2 separate regions of the Homo sapiens genome follow, and region 2 is linked to region 1. A link is an interaction called in ENCODE POLR2A ChIA-PET data of the cell type or tissue named here. Cell type or tissue: MCF 10A. All regions are shown on one strand. Each heading gives the region's core, and the rest is flanking DNA. Links, peaks and the distances in the headings are about the cores only.

The links. ChIA-PET counts read pairs that join two places held together with the same protein. Peaks named below come from ENCODE experiments on the same cell type or tissue, not always from the same donor. Only the 100,000 strongest peaks of a DNase experiment are listed, where the experiment ranks them.
Region 2: POLR2A ChIA-PET joins it to region 1 with 5 read pairs; 1 of 35 experiments calls an interaction of 5 or more read pairs at or near these places.

The regions. Positions count from the first base shown.
Region 1 is chr20:50,319,372-50,323,761 of GRCh38, reverse strand. LINC01271 (long intergenic non-protein coding RNA 1271) reads left to right here and starts at 2,420. Exons shown (of 3, transcript NR_109950.1): 1 at 2,420-2,687. RefSeq lists enhancers at 1,083-1,667, 1,668-2,253, 2,254-2,838. In MCF 10A, for the core only: no CTCF peak of the experiment used is centred there; DNase peaks (open chromatin) are centred at 1,711 and 2,361.
Region 2 is chr20:50,759,500-50,763,889 of GRCh38, reverse strand. No RefSeq gene overlaps it. Among named protein-coding and RNA genes, the nearest start is that of PARD6B, 30 kb to the right of the region's middle. In MCF 10A, for the core only: no CTCF peak of the experiment used is centred there; DNase peaks (open chromatin) are centred at 849, 1,189 and 2,019.

The DNA of each region.
Region 1 (4,390 bases), core at 123-4,122:
AATTTTTACAAATTCTCAGCAAGTTGCTTCATGTCTCCAACCTCAGTTTTCTCATCTGTAAAACAGGGATGATGTTTAGTTCTGACCTCATAGGGTACAGGTAAAGAAGGCTCTTAGAACAGTGCCGGGCACATAGTAAGTACCATGTAATTATTTGTTATTATTATCATTATTATTGCACAGAGACAGGTCTAGATCAGTGTCATGGCTGTGCTACTTCTCAGACATGCGAACCTGGACACACAGCTTCCTCTTCCCCAGCCTCAGTCTCCCTACCCATAAATTGGTGCCATAATGGTTGCCATCACCTGGAGTTGCTGTGAGGGCCCCTTGGCACAGCATCTGGCACACAGTAGGCACCCAACACAGATGAGCTGTTACTGCCAGCATTCCCATCACTCTGACTCAAAGCTCTGCACTGTCTGGAACTCAGTCTCACCCCTCCTCTGTAAGGCAGGCCATGACTCCGGACCCGCCGTGTACCAGCACTAACTGTTTTCTACCCAGTGATTGTTTATTTAACTGTCCTCCTAAAGTAACTCCTCAGCCATCAAAGGGCTGTTTACAAAGCCCACAATTAGCCTTCTTGGAACAACAAATAAACAGAAACCTAATTAGGCATGTTTCTCCTGGCTCAAGGCACGGCAACCCCAAGGCTTGGGCATCACAGCTGTCATTCAAATAGACATTTGTGGGCTGTATGGATGAATGGATGTGTAGATGGATGTGAGGATGAGTGGGTGGGTGGGCGGATGAATGGATGGATGGATGTGTGGGTGGATGAGTGGATGGATGAATGGGTGGGCGGACGGTTGGATGGATGGATTGGAGGTTGGAAGGAAGGAGAGGTGGATAGATGATATTTGAACTGATGGACAGATGGATGAATGGAAGGTTGAATAGATAGAAGGCAGGAGGAATAGAAGAATGGATGGGTGGATGAATAGAAGGACAGGTGGAGGGAAGTCTTGATGGGTGGAGGGATGGCTGAGAGTTGGATGGAAAGGATAGATGGAATAATGGAAGGACAGATGGAGAGATGTTTGGATGGCGGATGAATGTGTGGATGAGTAGGTAGGTGGAGGTATGGGTAAAGGAATGAAAAGATGGACTGGTGAGTTCAGGTTAGTGGAAGGCCAGAGGGAGAGGGTGATGTGAACTGAGGCTCCAGGCTTTTTCCTGCGTCTCCTTCCCACCCTGCCCTGTTCTTCACTGAGATGCTGTGTCACCACCCAGTAGAAGGGACTCTGACCGTGTGGCATCAGAACAATCCTGGGTTTGAATTCGCTCCTACCATGTTCTGCCTCTGTGGCCTTGAGCAAGTCCTGCCACCCTGAGCCTTAGTCTCCTCCTCTGTAAAACGGATGTTTGTACTGTCCCCACTTCACAGTGTGGCTGGCAGGGTGAATGGGTTAAGTGCCCACGCCATGGTCCCTGCCCTACCTGTGTGAATTCCTGTTTGGTGGCTGCCCAGAGCAGGGGCTGGCATCACTTGGGGCTGGGCAATGTTGGTAGACTGCCCAGACCCTCTGCTCTGAGCTCCACTCCAATGGAGGGAACAAGCACCAGCCTGTGCTGCGGCAGGGCCCTCCCTCTGGGAGGTTCTTCCCCTGGAGAGAGGGGGCTGGCCTCTGCCTGGGGAGACTTAAAATCCCACTGTGGGGACGGGCACTGGAACAGAGCCCAGGACCTGGCTCCCCTCCCTCCCAGCTCCCTGCGTTCCAGCCTCGGGGGCCTCCACTCGGTTCTCAGAGCTGGGGGTGAGAATGCGACTCAATGTCCAGCTGCCTAGATTCACATCCCTTCCTCCCACTGGCTGGCTGGTAGCCTTGGGCTGGATACTGACCACTCTGTGCCTTGGGAAATGAGAGTTCCTACCTCATAGGACTATTGTGAGGATTGAATGAGTTAAAATGTGAAGTGTTTAGCACAGTGCCTGGCACACAGTGAGCATGGCTAGCTGCTATTATTCTTGTATAACAGTTGTTTTCATTACTGTTGCTGGTATTATTATCATTATTTTACCTCTCCCATATCCTTTTCCCCTTCTGGCCAGAGGGCATTTGATGTTTCCTAGCAGGAGATGGCCCTCAAACTGGGCCTTGAAGGAACAGAAAGGCCCCCAGAGGCAGAAGAAGGCACCCCTCGGGAAGACTCCGCCTGGGGCAGCTCCCACAGCAGAAGGCCAAGAGGTTCTGGCCAGAGGGAGGCGTGGCTCCCAGCGCAGGGGCGGGATAGAGAGAGGTGAGTCAGTGTCTGGCCCAGCCAGGCCCTCACAGCCACAGCTCTGCTTCCCATCAAGGGGCGGAGCAGCTGCGGCTCCCCTCTGGCCAGGGCTGGGGGTCTGAGTCAGCTGGAGTCAGGTAAGCAGAGGAGGATGTGGGGCTTTCCCACCCGCAGCCTGGAAGCCCGTGTGTGCAGGGCAGGGCTGCCTCCCACGGCAGGGGCAGGCAGAGGCCTCTGCGCCAGGTACAGCCTAGGTACCGCCTACCCCCATGGCTGACCCTGGGCCCCAAATCCAGCGGGAGGCCTGGGAGCATCTTCTCCGCCTGAGTCACCGGGCTGGGCCCAGGACCCCAGCCAAGGGCTTTGCCTCTGGGAAGAAAAGAGCTTTGGAGTCCAGCAAAACCTGGGAAGCAGGGGGAAGCTTCCCTAGCAGGTGCTATTTGAGCAGAGGCCTGGAGGAGGTGAGGAAGTGAGCAGCGGGCCGTGTGGGGTAATGGGTGCTCCAGGAAACCAGAACGGCAGATGCGAGGTTCTGAGGTGGAGCCTGGAGTGTCGGAGCAACAACAAGGAGACTGTCGTAGGGATGAGGCCTTGGGGAGGAGGAACAGAGAGCAGAGAGGACCTGGGGCATGTCCCACAGTGGATGAGCCACGGGAAGGACTTTGGCTTTTCCTCTAAGCAAGGTGAGAGCTGTGGGAAGTTTCCAGGCAGAGAAGGGACGAGATCTGACTTAGATTCTCACGGGATCTCTCTGGCTGCATGTGGGGAATGGATTGGAGGTGGAGGATTCAGGACAGAAGCCAGGAAACCAGGGAGGAGGAGACCACAATAGTCCAGGTAAGCCATGCAGGGTCTGGACCAGGGTGGGGACCGTGGAGGTGAGAGAAGAGGTGGAATTCTGGGAGTTCCTCTGCACGTCAGCCAACCCGCCCTTCTTGGGTGCCTACTGTGTGTGAGTTCTGTACAGCAACATGATACAGAGATCACAAAGGCTGAGCCCTTGCCCACAGTGTAGGAGACAGGAGGAAAAGGAATGCAACTGTGATGTGATCAGTGTCAGACTGAAGTGTGAATGAAGGGCAGCTACATCTCCCCAGGTTCTGTCCTAAAACTTTCTATGTAGGAGCTCAACCTAGTGAGATAAGAGCTATCATAAGCCCCCATTTTCCAGATAAGGAAACTGAGGCCCTCTTAGTCAAACAATATGTCTAAGTTAAGAGACTCCTCCCACTAGTAAGTGGCAAGACTGGGATTCACAACCGGGTCTGAAGGGCTGCAGGACTGACCCCGCCTGACCACCTGTGTAATCAGGAAGGGCTTCCCGTAGAGGTGAGGCTTGAGCTGGGTTCCCAGGGATGCATAGGATTCCGTCAGTGAGCAGAGGGCCTTCCAGGCCTGAGCAAGGTATAAGCCAATGTGTGTTCAAGACACACAAGCCCCACGTGGAGTTTCTCCCTCCCCTTGGCATCACAGGGAGGACGAAAGGGAGCTGGAAAGCCTCACCTACAGTGTTAACTGATGGAATTTCACGCCGGGTCCCTGTACCTTGCAGCTACCTCTGGCCCCATCCATGGTCCCAGGCTCACGATGGGTGAGAATCATCCCCTTAGCCACTGTCTCCCACACGTCACTTAAAAGCCATCTTTAAAGCCATTCATACCTTTTCTTAAGTAAATTGATTTTTTGGTTTACTCCACTGGTTTTTTAAAAAAATAACTTACTGAGACGAAGTTCACATAGCATCATATTAAGCATTTTAAAGTGAACATTTCGGTGGCATTTTTGCATTGTGTTCTGCAACCATCACCTCTAGCTAATCACAAAACATTTTCATCACCCCAAAAGGAGACCCTGTGACCATAAAGCAGCCGCTCCCCATTCCCCTAACAACCACCATTCTTCACTGGTCTCAATGGATGTACCTATTTTGGAGATTTCCTGGAAAGGGAATCATACAATATGTGACCTTCTGGCCAGGCATGGTGGCCCACGCCTGTAGTCCCAGCACTTTGGGAGACTGAGGCGGAAGGATTTCTTCAGCCCAGGAGTTTGAGACCAGCCTGTGCAAAATAGGGAGACCCTGCCTCTACAAAAAATACAAAAATTAGCCAGGTGTGGTGGCACGCACCTGTAGTACCAGCTACTGGGGAGGCTGAGGTGAGAG
Region 2 (4,390 bases), core at 257-4,256, 440 kb before region 1:
GAGACAGAGAATTGCTTGAACCTAAGAGGCGGAGGTTGCAGTGATCTGAGATAGTGCCACTGCATTCCAGCCTGGGCAACAGAGTAAGACTCCATCTCCAAAAAAAAAAAAAAAAATTAGCCAGGCAGGGTGGCACATGCCTGTGGCACACGGCTACTCAGTAGGCTGAGGAGGAAAGATCGCTTGAGCGCAGGAGGTCGAGGCTGCAATGAGCCGTGTTATTTGTGCTGCACCCAGCCTGGGTGACAAAGCAAGACTATTTCAAAAAATAAAAATAGGCCAGGCACAGTGGCTCACGCCTCTAATTCCAGCACTTTGGGAGGCTGAGGTGAGTGGATTGCTTGAGCACAGGAGTTTGAGACCAGCCTGGCCAACATGGTGAAACCCCATCTCTACTAAAAATACAAAAATTAGCCGGGTGTGGTGGCAGGTGCCTGTAATCCCAGCTACTTGGGAGACTGAGGCGCGAGAATCACTTGAGCCCAGGAGGTGGACGCTGCAATGAGCCAAGGTCACGCCAGTGCACTCCAGCCTGGGCGACAGAGTGAGACTATCTAAAAAAATAAAATTAAATAAAAATAAAAATAAACTGCGTGGTTTATGGATTCTTGGTGACGCCCAGGCAAAGGGGGCTTGTATCCTCCTGGTATCCACACAGTGAGTGGTGAAGGACAGCTGGGATAGCTGAGGCCTGGTCAAGGGCTGATGTCGCCCATTCAGCCTCTCCCGTTTGGCCAGCTTCCCGGCCATTCTGCCTGCTCTCCTGGCGCGTCTCCCTTTACCGTTTATTTTCTCCCTCTCTGCTGGCCCTGTCTGCTCGGCTGTTGGAAACACATGCCAGCCCTACTGGGCATGGGCCCTGTGAACATGAGCCAAGGCACCCTGGGGGTGGAGGAAGGACACTGAGGCCAGCTCACCAGAAGAACCCTGATGTGTTGCAATTGAATTGCAGAGGTTTATAAACCTCTTGCCTTCAAAAGGGGACTGAAAAATTATTACAGTTTGTCATTTTCTAGTGGGATTTGTTTGTAATCACTGTTCCCATATTGTCTGGCGTTGTGTATATGCGTGTGCTCTAGAAGTTTAATTTCACATCTAGGCAGATCAGGTGTGTGTGTGTGTGTGTGTGTGTGTGTGTAAATGCATATGCCCAGTTTAAAATCAACTAGTAGAAAGTCATGTGGAGGCCAGGCACAGTGACTCACGCCTGTAATCCCAGCACTTTTGGGAGGCTGAGCCAGGCAGATTGCTTGAGCCCAGGAGTTTGAGACCAGACTGGGCAACATAGTGAAACCTCACCTTTACAAAAAATACAAAAATTAGCCAGGCGTGGTGACACATACCTGTAGTCCCAGCTACTCAGGAGGCTAAGGTGTGAGGTCACTTGGACTCAGGAGTTTGAGGCTGCAGTGAGCCATAATCACACCACTGCACTCCAGCCTGGGCGACAGAGCAGGACCTTATCTCAAAAAAAAAAAAAAAAAAATTGGGGTGAGGGGAAGAAAAGAAAAAAAGAAAATTAGCCGGGTGTGATGGCTCATGCCTGTAGTCCCAGCTACTTGGGAAGCTGAGGTGGGAGGATTGCCAGAATCCTTGAGTTCGAGGTTGCAGTGAGCCATGATCGCACCACCGCCCACGAGCCTGTGTGGGAGACGGCAAGCCCTTGTCCCTTTAAAAAAAAAAAAGTGTGTGGGTGTGTATTTTTAAAGTCAAGGAGCTTTTTCCACATTTTCTTGTTTCACCAGGTAAGGATTCAAACAATTGAAATCAGCATTCTTTGTAAATTACCCTATGTGGATTGTTGCTCCTGAGAATGACTGATTTGAGATTCTTGGTGATTCTAGGGTTCGTCACTGGTCCACCTGAGAAGTGACACCGTTCAGCGTTGCTGTACTCAGGCAGTCATCATCAGTGGCATTACTGGAAGGCCTATGTTCTAAGTCTCTCCTTGAATTCCTCCTTACCCGTGCATGTACTTACCAAGTTAATGATTTAGTTTCTGAGTCACTAAGCATACACATTTTTGCCTGAGTCATTTTGGGTTCATACCTGAGACAGCAGCTGAAGCCCTCTGGGAATGCAGGAGAAAACCTGATATGCAACTTACCTACCATTTATTGAAGGGTATCACATGCTGGCAGAGAAGCAGCCTGGGAACAAAACTCTTATGTTCTATAAGAACAGTGCTGGGTTTGAATGTAACCTGCTTCAGGTCTTAGAAACAATGGTATGAATGCTGTTTCCTTGTAGTTGCAAGCATTGCTAAGAGACTGAGTGAAAGAGGAATGCTGTGCTGATACAATCTGGGGGGTGGAACCATTAGTCAAATTCTAGCCTTTCTTGTCCTTTCTTCTGGTAGATAACCTAGCGCAAAAACTCCGCCTGGAGTTTTCAGACGCTCACTTTCTGCACACATAGAAGGATTTGTGTGAGGAGTTACTGGCTTTGATCAAAATTGCAATTCTGATGAATCAGATTTTACCAATTTAGGAAGGGGGATTCTCGGCCAGGAGCGGTGGCTCATGCCTGTAATCCCAGCACTTTGGGAGGCCGAGGTGGACGGATCACGAGATCAAGAGATTGAGACCATCCTGGCCAACATGGTGAAAGCCCGTCTCTACTAAAAATACAAAAATTAGCTGGGCGTGGTGGCACGTGCCTGTAGTCCCAGCTACTCGGGAGGCTGAGGCAGGAGAAGTGCTTGAACCCAGGAGGCAGAGGTTGCAGTGAGCCCAAGATCTTGCCACTGCACTCCAGCCAGGGCAGAAGAACGAGACTCCGTCTCAAAAAAAAAAAAAAAAAAAAAAAAGGACATTTCTTATGAAAATCTGGATAAGCAGGGCCGGGCGTGGTGGCTCACGCCTGTAATCCCAGCACTTTGGTAGGCTGAGGCAGGTGGATCACCTCAGGTCAGGAGTTCAAGACCAGCCTGGCCAACATGGTGAAATTCCATCTCTACTAAAAATACAAAAAATTAGCCGGGCATGGTTGCAGATGCCTGTAATCCCAGCTACTTGGGAGGCTGAGGCAGGAGAATCGCTTGAAGCTGGGAGGCAGAGGTTGCGGTGAGCCAAGATTGTGCCATTGCACTCCAGCCTGGGCAACAAGAGCAAAACTCAGTCTCAAAAAAAAAAAAAAAAAAGTTATAAGAGCTGACAACACTGGGCCCACACATACCCAAATGACAACCATCGAATGTGGTGGCCCCTGCCTTGCTGGGGGCGGGCATCTCCTGTTTACCAGCCCCACCTGCCCTGCCCCACTCTGGCCCTTTGGGCATTTGAATTTGCAACCTCCTCTCTGAGACCCATGGTCCTATCATTTCTATACTTTGAAAGTAATAGGATTTGAAACTGCCATTTCAGATTGAAGTTTATATTGCATTTATATATTCTTTATATATTCAATTTATGTCAGATTTATTTCATATATATATATTTTTTTCTTTTCTTTTCTTTTCTGTTTTTTAGAGACAAATCTTGCTCTGGCCCAGGCTGGATTGCAGTGGCATGATCATAGCTCACTGCAGCCTCAAACTCCAAGGCTCAAGCAATCCTCCTGTCTCAGTCAGCCTCCTGAGTAGCTGGGACTACAGGTGTGCACCACCATGCCTGGCTAATTTAAGAAATTTTTTGTAGAGATGAGGTCTTGCTATGTTGCTCAAACTCCTGGGCTCAAGTGATCTGCCCATCTCAGCAGATGTATTTAAAATAGAATCAAAATAAGCAATAACACTTGAAAACAGAAGTCCTAGTATAGTCGCTGTCAGGAGTTTTAAGTTTTTCCTTTAAAGGTAGAACACTGCCACTGGTCTCTGTATTTAATTTCCACCATTTTCCTTTGATAGAGCACTGCTCTCTGTCCCCAATTTACTTTGTGCAGGACATTTTATAAAAAATGTGTTCCCAAATACTCTAAATCTACAAGGCAGCAGGAGCATTGCTTGAGGCCAGGAGTTCGAGACTAGCCCAGGCAACATAGTGAGACCCTGTCTCTCCGAAAAATATTAGCTGAGTGTGGCGGCACGCATCCATAGTCCCAGATACTCAGGAGGCTGAGGTGGGAGGATTGCTTGAGCCCAGGAGTTTGAGGCTGCAGTGAGTTATGATTGCACCACTATACTTCAGCCTGGTAACAGAGCGAAGAAAAAAGAAAAAAAGCTGCAAGTGATACCCACTGTGTTCCCTCCCCTGTAGTTCTTCCTCTTTCTTGTGGTAACAGAACCCTGATCCCTGATTTTTTTTTTTTTTTTTTTTTGAGATGGAGTTTTGCTCTTGTTGCCCAGGCTGTAGGGCAGTGCTGCAATCTCGGCTCACTGCAAACTCTGCCTCCCGGGTTCAAACGATTCTCCTCCCTCAGCATCCCAAGTAGTTCGGATTACAGGCGTCCG